Linked DNA regions of Homo sapiens: region 1 is linked to region 2. A link is a loop called in an ENCODE intact Hi-C map of the cell type or tissue named here. Cell type or tissue: pancreas. All regions are shown on one strand.

What was found. Hi-C counts contacts between places; a loop is a spot of excess contacts. Peaks named below come from ENCODE experiments on the same cell type or tissue, not always from the same donor. Only the 100,000 strongest peaks of a DNase experiment are listed, where the experiment ranks them.
Region 1: a loop joins it to region 2, with 4 times the contacts of the local background. A loop is called at or near these places in 1 of 110 quality-filtered maps.

The regions. Positions count from the first base shown.
Region 1 is chr7:25,596,487-25,600,486 of GRCh38, forward strand. The region is part of intron 3 of LINC03007 (long intergenic non-protein coding RNA 3007); the gene reads right to left. Among named protein-coding and RNA genes, the nearest start is that of LINC03007, 190 kb to the right of the region's middle. In pancreas, no CTCF peak of the experiment used is centred here; a DNase peak (open chromatin) is centred at 1,585; H3K27ac peaks cover 1,596 bases.
Region 2 is chr7:25,845,234-25,849,233 of GRCh38, forward strand. No RefSeq gene overlaps it. Among named protein-coding and RNA genes, the nearest start is that of LINC03007, 57 kb to the left of the region's middle. In pancreas, no CTCF peak of the experiment used is centred here; a DNase peak (open chromatin) is centred at 1,628; H3K27ac peaks cover 3,454 bases.

The DNA.
Region 1 (4,000 bases), 250 kb before region 2:
TTACTTTAACTCCTTGTCAGCCCTAAACACTTTAAATGTCTTAATTGCAGATCTAAATCATTGCGGCTGCCATCGGTTTTTCACTTTGAATGCAGATGTCCCTGAACTGAGGCTTTGTCAGACTTCACCTCGTAAGGGCAGCCTGCCTATTTAATAAATCGTTGCATCATGTCAAGGGCTCCTGCCCGGACTTACAGGTCGCCTTTCGTGAGGAGCAGTCAGGGTGAGGGAAACTGTGTGGCTGAATTCGTCTGTTGGCCCAGCCACATCAGGCATCCCTCCACTCCAAAGATCTCCTTCCTGCTAGGAGCTGGTGCGTCTGCTGCATGGTTGTTCATTTGCACAGCTTTATGGAGGTATTATTTACGTATCATAAAACTCACTCTTTTGAAGTCAAAACTCAATGATTTTTTTCATAAATATTCAGAGTTGTGAAACCATCACTGCAATCTAATTTTAGAGCAATTCCATCACCCCCAAAATAAACCTCATGCCCATTTGTAGTCATTCCCTCTTCCCACCTCTGGCCCATGGCAGTCACTAATTTTTCTGTCTCTATAGATTTGCCTTTTCTGGACATTTTATATACATGGAATCATACAATATGTGATCTGATCTTTTTTACTTTGCATAACTTTGAGATGTGTTCATGTAGCAAGGAGCAATACTTTTTTCATTGTAAGTAATATTCCACTGTGTAGATATACCATATTTTGTTCACCCAGGCATCCACTGATAGACATTCATCTGGGTCACTTCCACTTTGCAGCTATTATGAAACAACCTTCTGTGAACATATGGGTATTTTTTAATGAATTGGAGGTCAGATTGCTATTGTCATTCACAGTCAACTTTAAGTTGGGCTTACTCTTTTTTCAAGAAGTCACCCATATTTTTGTTAAAGCTGCCTATTGGAACATTCCAGAATAAAGTAGACTCCTGAGGGCTTCAAAAAATAATATTTATCAGAGTGAGACCCTCGGTAATTCCAGGGCATCAAGTGGTTAAACATAAGGGAGGGAACCATTGGAAGGAAGTTTCAAGACCAAGAGCGATTTGAAGAGCAGCAGGAGCCCCTTCTATGCCAGTCGTGACCCAGAGTTTAAAGAGCTCAGACCCACATGCGCCTACCACGCAAGTGTTCCTTCTGGCAGCCTCGGCACTGCCGGACTTCTGCAAGCCCTGCTTTCTTAAATAACATGGGGGCTACTCAGGGAGAAGTCAAGTTGGAAGTGGCAGGGGAGGTGAACAGGTCGTAACACAGGGAACGGAGTTGTCAGGCTTTGTTTATTTTCATGTCTTCTAAGACTTCAGCGACTGATAGGAGAGGCCAGCCATTCTGCCATCGAGGAAGGAGTGTTGTACTTGATGCGGAAGCAGCTAGATCAAAAGGCGCCCTTCTGTGTTGCCCCAAATCACCCATCTAGAGCCATGAAAAATCCGTGTCATGAGAAATCCTTTCCCCAGAAATCATCATGGAAAGCAGGCATATAAAAGGCAAACTGGTTTAGGAAATGTAATGTTGATCAAAAGGAAAGCCCCGCGTCCTGGGCCTGGCACAGCTCTAACTCTGACTGTGGCCTTGGGCAGGTCACTCACCACTCTGGGCCTCGGCTTCCTCGTTGCGAAATGAGAGAGATTGACATCTGGATTTCTGCCTGAGGTTTTTTTTCCCACATTCAATATTCTGTTTCTCTGAAGACTATGAAAACTGAAACTTTTGAAACCCATATTTAAAAGTGAAACCAGTAGCATCATCCCATTGGCAATCAAGCTACTGATGTCAAGAGGCATGATCTGGAATGCCAAAGGGTGAATAATTAGCATAAGGAACACAAGGTTTTTAAAATGTTGCCCAGTGGCACCCCTCCTTTATTTTGCAGATAGGAAAATTGTGGTTGGTTTTTTTACATATTCTCTTGCAGGTTGTTTAGCTTCTTTGTGTCGGAGTTAGGAATTGACCTAACATTTTAGGACTTCCAGACCTTTTACTGTATCAATTAATCCAGATTGCCTAGGAGAAAAGAAAATAATCATTCAAGAGCCTGTATAAAATAGGCCAGCATTTAAAAAAAAAAAAAGGAAGAAACTCTGACCTTCTAGCCAAAAACAAAAGCCATATTATTCTTGTTTTTGCTTTATGATTTCGGTTCTTATTGGAATGATGAAATCCTGCTGAAGAAAGAGGATGAAGGGTGGTTACAGTCTGATAATAAATGATGAGGCTGATGGACACCCAAGAAGAAAGAATGTTCCTGTTGAGAAGAACGTCAGCATGTCTCTTCCTCCCTTTTCCTCAGTTGCTTATGTCCTCTCTTGCCCATGGAGCCATCTGACATCTCTTGGCCAGGCTCTCAGACACATAGCCAGCTTTGGAGGGCTTAACACGCTTTCATTAGGACTTTCAAGTACATATCTTGCTGGAAGCCAGCGATCTCGGTCCACTTCCCCATGGCAACAACCAGCCTTAGAGTTCACAGGGATGCCTGCTCCTTTGAACTCCGTACAGAGTATTCCAGAGCCCTGGATTTTGACTGTCCTCCAAAGCCAGTGGCCAGCCTGGTAGTGAAAGAAATCTGGGGACAGATGGTATGAAATTGAAATCACATAATCACTACCCTCTCCCAAATGCTGGCCTGTTATATTAGCGAGTCTCCACAAAGTTCTGTGGCACTCATGCTGGTCTTGCTGGAGGCCTGCATCTTAAACAAGGGCGCCTGAACATCAGGGCTGATGAAGAGCTGGCCCATTAAAGAGGAATTTCATCAACGTCGTGTGGTCCCTCCGTGACCATCAGAACCACATGTGCATTTGAAGAAGTCCTCATGCCACTGGACCAATGACAAGGTCTCTTTCAACTTAGACCCATCTGTTGTTGAAAAACTACTGTATTTGTGAGAAGCCATTCTGAGGTGGAAAGGGAGTCTGATCTTTGGGGGAAAACATGGCTACAGGGGTTCTTTCCTCTGAAAATCTGTAAATTTAGCTAAAAGTTACTTCAGGAGAAAAAGCCATTGGTAGCAAGAACTTGGCATCATGGAAAGATCCCAACATCCTCTTTTGATTTACTGTAGATGTCTGGCAACTTCTCTTTGCTTCCCCTCTCTCAATTGTAAGATAGAAATGGTCAGTGTTCATGTTATAAACCAACATTTGCCTGCCCGAGCTGAATTCTTGTCAACCTCTGAAGCTACTGAGTGGGGAATGAAAGAAAGTGAGGGGAGGAGGAAGGCCCCTGGTGCACCCTGGAGGAACAGCACAGATTCCAGCTGAAATCTACATGAGGCTGGCTGATTCCACTTCTTCCAATCCTCAACTTTCATCAATGCCAGCAACAGCATATGGGACAATAGGATGCTTTGGTTGGCATCGACTCCTGGCCTGATGGTGTTAGTTTATTTTCATGGCAAATAATTATATTCTCTCCTTTCCTAAATATTTCAAAATGGTGCAAATAATATATAAATCCATAGGCATAAAAGTCATTAGATTCTTCAAGCAAGGGATTTTTAAGAATACACAAAATGACATATTAGATTTCTCCAAGCTCTTACTCAAAAAAAGCAAATAAACATTTATTTATTAAAACATGCTTGTCTCATTTTACCCTATTGTCATCCAAAAGGAGGAACAAAGGCAGAGAATTTGGAGTTTAATAATTTGTATTTTAAAGTGCCTCTTCCACTGCTTACTACTTGGATGATTAAAAAGAGTCTGAATTTCAGTTGTCTTATTTGAAAAAGTCAGTATGATAATAGTAAATAAAAACAAGAGCAATTTTAAGGGATTCTTGTAAACATTAAAAAAGTTATTATTATAAATATTAAAAGTACATGCTTTTTAAATTGTAAAGCCTTAAACAAAAACTGGTTATTATTGTCCATGGAGAGTAAAAGTGAATTCACCAAAACATCTGGAAAAGGTTTGTCTTTTGCACAGGGTTGTTTTTAGTGCGAGATGAAGAGAAAAATTCTGAGAATAGCATGATGAGAAGTGAGCT
Region 2 (4,000 bases):
AACCCTGCCCTCTGCAAGCAGAATAGCTGCACAGAAAAGCTTGTCAAGATGTCCTAAATTCAGAGCTCATCCCCAAACATACAATATGCATATGTATGTATGTATACACATGCATATATGTGTGTATAAGTATGTATGTATGAATTACTATGTCTATGAAGGAACAATTTTTATTTCTGAGGCAGCTCTCTAAAGCTGCTTAAGACTGCTGAACTATTTCATCTCTACTCAGCTCTGCTACCTGATAAGATACTAACATCACATGTTTACAGCACACTCCCACTCATCAAACAGAAACTGACCCTGGGGAGGTGTCATATAAAGCGCTACCAACCAACAGACAGGTTCACAGCTCCTCAGCCGACATTGGTAATGAATAACATATTACCCTGGGCCTTGAAGCCCCTTTCAAATCCATTACTGATGACCCTCCCTGTCACTGGGCTGATCTGGAGCTGGTGTTTAATCATAGTCCTGCAGTGACATCAGAGATCTGGCACTGGACTTTGCAGAAGGGCCTGGGGGAGAGGTAATTAATGTTGAGTGCCACTGAGGAACTCCCAAGAGCAGGCATCATGAGCCTCGTCTGCCTTTGAGCAGCCGGCATCCAGGTGAGGTGGTACAATCCGGCCAGCAGCCTGCACTGGAGAGGTTCTGAGGCTGGCTTTGAGCCATTGGGTCCACATGGGCTTGCTGAAGAGATCATCAGCATTTAATCAATCTTCCAAAGGGAAGTTCAACCTGAAGAAGTCAGCCTTCCCTTCAGGCTTCCAGGGCATCTGCTCAATGGCAAAGCAGCTTTAGAAAGAGGGTGCTGACTCTGAGGATGTGTTCCTCCCTCTTCCTTTCCAACAGTCAACGTTGAAGTCAAGATGGCAAAGCAAGAATCCCCTCTGATTGCAAGAAATTGTCAGAAGAAGCTATCCAGTCCTCTGATTGTGGGAATCTGCACCGAGCTGGCTACAGCTCTACAAAGATGAGATTTCCAGGTAACACAGAGTTGAGTTTTGTGTCATCCACATGGGCTGATTTCCCAATTTGGTGACCTGACACATGGCCAAGAGAATAAAGTGATGGGAAAAAAACTCAACTAGAAAATATCAGAGAGAAGAAACATCATGCAGTTTCTTTAAATTGTAGTGAACAAGAGAGTTAACGAAAATCAGCCATTTCATCCCATATGAAAAATAAAATATCTACAGAAAGCCAAAATACTTTTTCCAAACACCATTCTGGAGTCATTTACCACCAACCAACCTTCCAAACAAATCGGTTGTTGATTTGTTTATTTGTTACACAACCAGACACATATGGCTGATGAAAGTAATCAGATGCTGGTGGGGTGAAGACAGAACTCAAAAATAAATTGAACTGAAGAGCTAAACATACTGCAAAAAAGCTCAGGCCTCAGGCACACCTTCCAAGTTGTGTTATTCTATGCTATTCATACCACTTTCCTTATTGATATAAAACAATTTTTGTTTTCTTTTCCAGAAAGAATGCTGCCAATCGCCAGAGGCAGACATGTTTATCAGGCTGTGTATCTTGAAGTCTGACAGAAAATCTGTGGCCTTTGGTACAGCTGAAAAACACTCTGTCAACACCATGGAGAGTGCAAGCCCGTTGTGCTGGCCTCAACCCAAGGAGTGCAGGGGAATGGACAAAAATTTGACTCAAGGCCAAAAATTACAAGAGGAGGGAAAGTCAGACTTGAGGCAAACAAGCCTTTTCCATCGGGTCTGTTTAATATCTCGTGTAAGCATCCAAACCACAAATCGGTCAGTGCTTAGGTGAAAAGACAAGTTTTTCTCCCTTTTGGAAAGCTATTTTGCTTAAGCTCCTATGAATACATCAATTATATTAGCCCTGAGAGTGTCTGTCAGTGCAATGTTAAAAGGTCCACTATTTTTCAGACTGCCCACATCAGAAACAAAATACCCTTCAAACTCTCTGCCCTGAATTGCTTGGGCCAAAGAGAGCTTGAGAGAAAAAGGCATAAACTCCACAACATTGACAGTGAGAAGAGCCACTGGTTTTAAGTAAATTGTAGTCATATTTATCAGCTTAATAAAATCCCCCCAGCACTCGTGTGCCATCAAATTCTTCAATTTCAAATTCAGGAAAAATGGCTCTTTTGTGACAGAAGGTATAAGGCCAAAGGGCAGGTTGTCAGCGAGACCGCCTCCCCTGCAGGCCAGTTGGGCTTGGAGCTTTGGGAAGGCAAGTTTGCAAGAGCCTAGGCCTGTTGCAGAAATACTCTGTCCTCAGCTTTTCCTTCAGGGCCAGGTCCCTGGATTCTTGGATAAGACATTTACAATATGCGGGCACCACACTGAATCAGGACTGTGTGCAGAGAAGCAAACCAGGCCTTTCCACATAGATAGGAAAAAATAATCATAACAGTTCATGGTTATGCAGCTTCCAGTGGACTCCATTGTTACCTGGTAATCATCAGTCAATTGCCATCACCCTTAACCTTAAAGGTGTCACTTTCGTACTTCAGGTATTCTTTCCAAAGTCCCTCTACCCCTTCTTCTCCCTGTCTTATCTGTCCCTGATCTCTGCCACCCTCAGTTGCTTACATTGGCCAACCAGCCTGAAATGGGAGAGGTTGAATCCTTCATGCTATGTGCATAGCCAACATTCCACAAGATTTATGTCACTAAAGCCTGTGAAAATGACAAATGGTGAGAAAGAGGGCCAAAAAGGGAAGCAAAAATAAATCCAACTACGATTTAACAAAGGGCGGCCCAGTATCTGTACCTAGTGGGTACTGTGATATCTTGAGGGACATGAATTTAACAAGAGAAATAAACTGCTGTATGAGGATCTTTAAAATGCTCTTGTTTTCCATTCAAATTCTCTTTAGTAAAGTTGCTTTTTGCCCTGAAGTCATAATCCAATTGTGTCAACGTGGTAATTAAACATCTGGATTGATTAGGTGGGGAAAGGGAGATTATTTTCTAAGATATTTTTTCTAAAAAATAAGCTTAAGAGTAGAAGGGCTCTGGTTTCCCGGAGCTGTCTAGAGTCATGGAAGGAAGGCCGCCAATATGAGGGATGAGGATGGCCACACAGTAGGGTGACTTTTCAATAAAATAACTTTTTTGTTCTTGTCACATTTAGTGAGCTTACTGCAACTACTACCCTACCAAAGTCACTGACTTCAGTAAACCATGGCTCAGCCATATGATGAATCATCCAGATGATCAAAATTATTCTTATGAAGAGCTTTTAACAACAAATACAGATACTTGTGATATAACACTGTGAACAAAAGCAAGATATACAAGGGCATTTGCAGTATAATGACAACTATGAAACCGATCCACATACGAGAACAGCAATACTCCAAAACTTCAAAAGGTGATTAGCTATAGATGGTGGGATTCTAGATGATTTTTGTTATTTTCTAGACCTTGTATTGAGTATTCTATAGTAAGTATGGATTCATTTTTATAATTAAAAATATATTTTTAAATGGAATAAAATCTATAAAAGGCATCACCTACTTCTTTCAAAGGTCACATATTCCTTAATCATGGCTTGAAGCCTCAGAGCTAAAATGGCAGTGTTCAAAATATACATCTGCTTTAGAACCTATTTTCTTCAATCTTTCCTATGATACTTAAAATTTCATAGACCTTCACAGAAATGTGGGAGGAAATCTGTTAGTGACTTTGTACACGCACCCAGATGATCTGGAACTGGTACTCTCCAGTGAAGCAGCCACTGGTCACTGAGGCTACCAAGCACTCGAAATGTGTCTGGTCCAAGCTGAGATGAGCTCTGAGAATGAAATACACACCAGCTATTGAATATATGGGAAGGGGCAAAAAATGTAAAATATCTCAATACTAACTTTATATTGATTACATGTTGAAGTGATATTTTTGAGATATTGCATTTAATGAAAAATACTATTAAATAATTTCACCTTTTTTTTAATGTGTAATATAATGTAATATGTAAAATGAGCTATGTAGCTCACATTAGCGCT